Linked DNA regions of Homo sapiens: region 2 is linked to region 1. The links are chromatin loops, found by intact Hi-C in ENCODE. Cell type or tissue: mammary epithelial cell. All regions are shown on one strand. Links, peaks and the distances in the headings refer to the core of each region. The heading gives the core; the rest is flanking DNA.

Region 1 (2,920 bases), core at 152-2,651:
ACTGTTATGTAGTGAATTTAAATTAGAAAAATTGATGTTGAAGCTAAGTATCTTTTAGTTGCTATTGTAAATTTGTTTAAAAAAAAACTTCATTAGTTTTTTCTACTAATTGAGTTAGGGAATATTAACTCTTTAATAACTGAACAATATTAATGGAAGAAAAAGAGAACTCCTTCAACAGTATACCTAGATTTACCTGTTATAGAAAATGACAACTACTGTACAGTAATCAAATTTTTACAAATAACATAGTTTCCCTTACATACAGATGCAAACAGTAGAGTAGAATTGGTTCAGATCCTGGTTTCATCTCTTAAGTGGAGTAGCCTTGATTAAGTTATTTTTAAACCATGTGTTGCTGGAGGAGAGCTACCAGATTACTAATTATTATAATATGAAAATATACAATAATAGACAATTACACAGTGCTTTTCGGTATTAGCCTGTTTTGGTTTTCTTTTCCTCAGTGGTAAAATGGAGATACCTACCTTAGAATTAGGAGGATTAAATAGACCATCCATGTAAAAAGCTGATTATGGTGCTTAGTCCATAGTAAGTACTCAGTATTTGGTAGTATATTGTTAGATCACTCACTGAACAAAGAAGACTTATTTTTGCATACTGGCACTTTAAGAAATTACATTTTATCTTTTAAAATGAATAATTTTTGGTTCTTCACTAAATATGCCGTAGTAATCTTCTTGTGGCATTCTAAATTCATTCCCTCAGAAAGATTGTGATTTAGAAACTTTTCTTTTGATCATGATCACATAACTCAATTCCAGAAAAATTAATGAGAGAGACTCTAAGCAAATTTCAATTTATATTGAGATTTTAATAAAGAATGTTTTCTTCATGTTATTTTACTTACTGTTATAGTGTGACTGTTGCTTTTTTGTCTCCTTTTCTTTTAAACAGGGTTTGTGGATGCACTTAGATGTTTGCAATGAGCACTGTGGCTGGCATGCCCCAGTGTTTTGGATACCAATGCATAGGACTCCATAGTAATCGAATTTACCAGAGGCGAACGTCATGAGCATAGTGATCCCATTGGGGGTTGATACAGCAGAGACGTCATACTTGGAAATGGCTGCAGGTTCAGAGTAAGTATTTAAATTGGTTACATAAGCAAAAAAAAAAAAAAAACCCTTCTGGAGCTAGAAAGTAGGAAGAAGTATAAGTGGAAAATATTAAATTTCTTCTTTCCTAGCCATTTTTTAAAGTAAAAAAAAAAAAAGCGAAGTTACCTTTCTTTCTCAAACACTGAGAACGTGATTGCTATCTTTGTTTTCCTTTTAAATAGCATTACCACTAATATTCATTATTGGATTGAGGTATTGACATGACTTATTTTGACTCCAAATTTCTGAGAAGCGATACATTTTTTACCAACTGTATTTTCCTATAGTATTTGATATTGTTATTCCAGTGTCACTAGAGCCACCTGCTGACAGGAGTCATTAATTTGTTGGTGCTTGGGTTCCCCCCACCCCCAGCAACAGATGGAGTTTTGCTGTGTCTCCCAGGCTGGAATGCAGTGGCTCTATCTCAGCTCATTGCAACCTCTGCCTCCCGGGTTCAAGCAATTCTCCTGCCTCAGCCTCCCGAGTAGCTGTATTACAGGCGTGTGTCACCACGCCCAGCTAATTTTTGTGTTTTTAGTAGAGATGGGGTTTCATCATTTTGGCTAGGCTGGTCTCGAACTCCTGACCTCGTGATCCACTCTCCTCGGACTCCCAAAGTGTTGGGATTACAGGCATGAACCACTGCGCTCAGCCGGTGCTCGGGTATTTTTAGTTTGAATTTGTATAATTGAAGATTCTAAAATATTTTGTATATAATGAAACATTTTCAGAAACTTTTTACTTGTTCTTTTTTCATCCAGTGCTTAACATTTTTGCTTGTGATTTCTTGACACTTAATCGACTATGAAGAAACTATTTTTTTTTCTGCTGCTTTTAAAGTGAGTGTTGATTTGTTTGTACTAATTGGAGGTGCTTTCATTTAAGCGTGGCTTTGTTTTTGTATTCAAAAGCCTGCTTTAAAGTACTGTCCTTGCATTGTTTACAACTGTTCTTTTTTTGTTGTTTGTTTTGTGACAGAGTCTCACTCTGTCATCCAGGCTGGAGTGCAGTAGGGCAGTCTCAGCTCACTGCAACCTCCAGGCTCAAGGGATTCTCATGTCTTAGCCTCCTGAGTAGCTGGGATTACAGGTGCATGCCACCACACCCAGCTAATTTTTGTATTTTTAGTAGAGACAGGGTTTCACCACATTGACCAGGCTGGCCTCGAACTCCTGGGCTCAAGCGATCTGCCCACCTTGGCCCCCCAAAGTGCTGGGATTACAGGCATGAACCACCATGCCCAGCCATGTTTACAGCTGTTCTTAGGGTAATGCTGAATTTTTCATTTGTTTCGTACTTAATCATAAACAATTTTTTCTTATAATTTTTTTCACTTGTAATACATACAGAGCTCATTGTATTCATATAATGTTCTGTAAGTGTTAAGCAGCTCCCCTACTTTGAGCAATGTGTTTTATATAAAATATCTTAATCATCCCAGCAAAAAGGCAGGTATTATTTTCATTTTATAAGAAATGCAGCTCAAGGAGATTAACACATTTGCCTATGGCCACATAATTAATAAAAGGTAGAGTTAGGTTTGAACCCAGAGTTGCTTGGCTCCAGATTCATGCTGCCACATAGGTCAGAAGAGTCACATTTAGTTAATAGAGGAGTAAAATGAAGTGAAATGCCACATGTGATGAACTGAGGACAATTGTCATACCAAACTTCATTTGCTCTTTATTTTTAAATTTCTTACGTATTTTCATACAAATATTTAAAAATAATAGATTGTAAGAGAGAGAAAAGAAATGGACAGATTTTGATCGCAAATCTGAAGGAGTATATTGAGA
Region 2 (2,920 bases), core at 330-2,829, 120 kb before region 1:
CAGAAACAGCTGTGGCTCAACCCCCAGCAATGGACTGGAAATCCATGAGACAGCTCCGCAGATAGAGAATGAAAAGTCTGTTCTTACATACGTTATACTCAGAGTAAGTAATCTTATGTGTAAAAGCAGCCAGGGAAAAACAAAATCAAAATGTCCCTTCCCCAAAACCCTTCTAGGAAACAGTCATCTTGTGAAAAAACAAAGTTTTGGCCCAGTGTTTTGAAAATATCTTACAGTGAGGCATACATTTTTTAAAAATGTATAACCCAAATTTATTACTTATTTATTGCTACATAACAAGTCACTTCCAAACACTGTGCTGTAAAACAACAGTCTTACTATCTGTCACATTTTCTGTGGGCCAGGAATTCAAACAGAGCACAGTGGAGATGGCTAATCTCCTCCAGAATGTCTGGAACTTCAACCAAAAAACTTGAAGGCTGGAGGCTGGAATAGGCTGATGGCTTCTTCATGTACATGCCTAACAGTTCATACTGGCTGTTGACTAAGGGCCAGCAGCATCACCCACACCTGGCCTCACTATGTGGCCTGGGCTTCCTCACAACATGGCAGCTGGGATCAAAAGGCAAGCATCAGCAGCGTGCAGTAGCACATGTCTGTAATCCCAGCGCTTTGGAAGGTCAAGGCAGGAGAATCACTTGAGCCCAGGAGTTTGAGACCAGTCTGGGCAACATAGTGAGACACTGTCTCTACAAAAAATTTAAAAATTATCCAGGTGTGGTGGCACACACCTGTAGTCCCAGAAACTCAGGAGGCTGAGGTGGGAGAGATTGCTTGAGGCCAGGAGGTTGAGGCTACAGTGAGCCCTGATTTCACCACTGCACTTCAGCCCGGGGAACAGAGCAAAACTCTGTCTCAAAACAGGGGGAAAAAAGGGAGGAAAAAAAGTATTCCAAGACAGAACCAGAGAAAAAAGTATTGCCTTTTATGACCTCACTCTGGAAATCATTCAGCATCCCTTTGGCCATGTTCCATCACTTGGTGCGGTTACAAAGATCTGTCTAAATTCCTTAGAAAGGAAGGAGACATACACCCCACCTCTCATGACACAGCGTAGAAAGAGCATGTAGGATGTGATATGTAGCTACATATTGGTGTAGCCAACTTTGGAAAACACAGTTTGCCACATTGTGCTTTATCTCAGTTAATCCTCACCCCCAAAAGAAACTGTATGCTATTACTATTTTACAGTAAAGGAAATGAAAGCTCAGAGAAGTGAAATAACTTTCCAAAGTCACACACTTAGTAAATGGCAGAGTAGAGATTCTGACTCCAGTGTCGAAGTCCTTGATCCCCAACCTGCTCTTCCTGCCATAGGTCACATTGCCTTATCTACAATTACAGAAGCTGGAAGTTCAAGTTCCAGGTCTCCTTATAAATATGTACAAGTTCTTAGAAGAAAAATAAATATAGAGGCATTGGATTCTCTGCTCCTTCTATACTCAGGGCTGCAGCTTCAGAGTAGACTTTATAGAAATATTCTATTAGGCCCAACAGTACCAAGTACATTCACAGCCCAGGGGAGACATCAGTGGGCTTCATATGCCGCCAAAGAATAAGCCCAAAAGTACCTGCAAAATGGCCAGTGCACTTGGCACTGTTAGTTGCCACCATTTGGACCTTATCCAATTGACCCTAAAATTGGCCCAAGTACTTGTGGTAGCCAACTTCCACAAGGTGGCCCCAGCGATCTTTACCTCTGGGTATTCACACCCTTGTGTAATCTCCTCCCACACTCTGTCAAAGTCGGTCTGTGTGACCAACAGCATAAGGCAGAAAATGGTGTATTACTTCCAATATTTGGTTTTAAGATACCATGACTTCCATCATGGGCTCTCTCATCACTCACAAGGGAAGCCAGTCGCCATGTTGTGAGGACAGGCAGGCAGCCCATGGAAAGGCCTGGAAAGCAAGGAACTGACACCCTAGCCAACAGCCAGCAAAGAACTGAGGCCTGCCAACAACCATTTGAGTGAGTTTATACACAGATTTTCCAGCCCCGGTCAATCCTTGAGATGACCACAACCCCAGTGAACAGCCTGGCTGCAACTTCATGAAAGACTGCCTCAGAGCTACCCAGCTAAGCTGGTCCCAGATTCCCTGACCCTCAGAATAAATGTTTATTGTTTAATGTTTACATTTAATGTTATCAATAAACCGATACCTTTAGGGGTCATTTGTTACATAGTAATGGATAACTAACAGAGTATTGAATTTAAAATCATGATTATCTGTTAGTAGAAAGAGTTGGGGCTTTGGAGACAAGCACACTGCCTTTAAATCCTGATTCCACCACTCCCTGGGTGAATAGCATGGACTCTCTGAGCCTCAGTTTCCTCATAAGAATGGGGATGATAAATTTATTCTCAAGACTGAGGATCAAAGGAAAGAAGTTAGAACAGGGAATATTCCTCTTCTTCCTTCTCAACATTTAATTTTTTAATTTTATTTATATTTATATTTTATTTTATTTTATTTTTGAGACGGAGTCTCACTCTTTCGCCCAGGCTGGAGTCAAGTGGCACAATCTCAGCTAAATGCAACCTCCTCGCCTTGGATTCAAGCGATTCTCCTGCCTCAGCCTCCCGAGTATCTGGGATTACAGGCACCCGACACCACACCCAGCTAGTTTTTGTATTTTTAGTAGAGACGTGGTTTCACCGTGTTGGCCAGGGTGGTCTCAAACTCCTGACCTCAGGTGATCCATCGCCTCGGCCTCCTAAAGTGCTATGATTACAGGCGTGAGCCACCACGCCCAGACCCTTCTCAACATTTTAAAACCGGAGTGAGGAATTGCCTCAGAGCAAGCACAACTTGCTCTGGTGATAATAATAATTGTACAACCAACTTCACTTATACTTTTATTCTTTCTATAGACACATTAGAAAGAGTGTAGCAT

The links. Peaks named below come from ENCODE experiments on the same cell type or tissue, not always from the same donor. Only the 100,000 strongest peaks of a DNase experiment are listed, where the experiment ranks them.
Region 2: a loop joins it to region 1, with 14 times the contacts of the local background. A loop is called at or near these places in 23 of 110 quality-filtered maps.

What each region holds. Positions count from the first base shown.
Region 1 is chr7:105,039,921-105,042,840 of GRCh38, forward strand. KMT2E (lysine methyltransferase 2E (inactive)) reads left to right here. Exons shown (of 27, transcript NM_182931.3): 3 at 919-1,103. The coding sequence starts at 1,033. Among named protein-coding and RNA genes, the nearest start is that of KMT2E, 27 kb to the left of the region's middle. In mammary epithelial cell, for the core only: no CTCF peak of the experiment used is centred there; no DNase peak of the experiment used is centred there.
Region 2 is chr7:104,921,356-104,924,275 of GRCh38, forward strand. All of the region lies in intron 1 of LHFPL3-AS2 (LHFPL3 antisense RNA 2), which reads right to left. Among named protein-coding and RNA genes, the nearest start is that of LHFPL3-AS2, 3.8 kb to the right of the region's middle. In mammary epithelial cell, for the core only: a CTCF peak has its summit at 1,699 (motif pointing right); a DNase peak (open chromatin) is centred at 1,716; H3K27ac peaks cover 280 bases.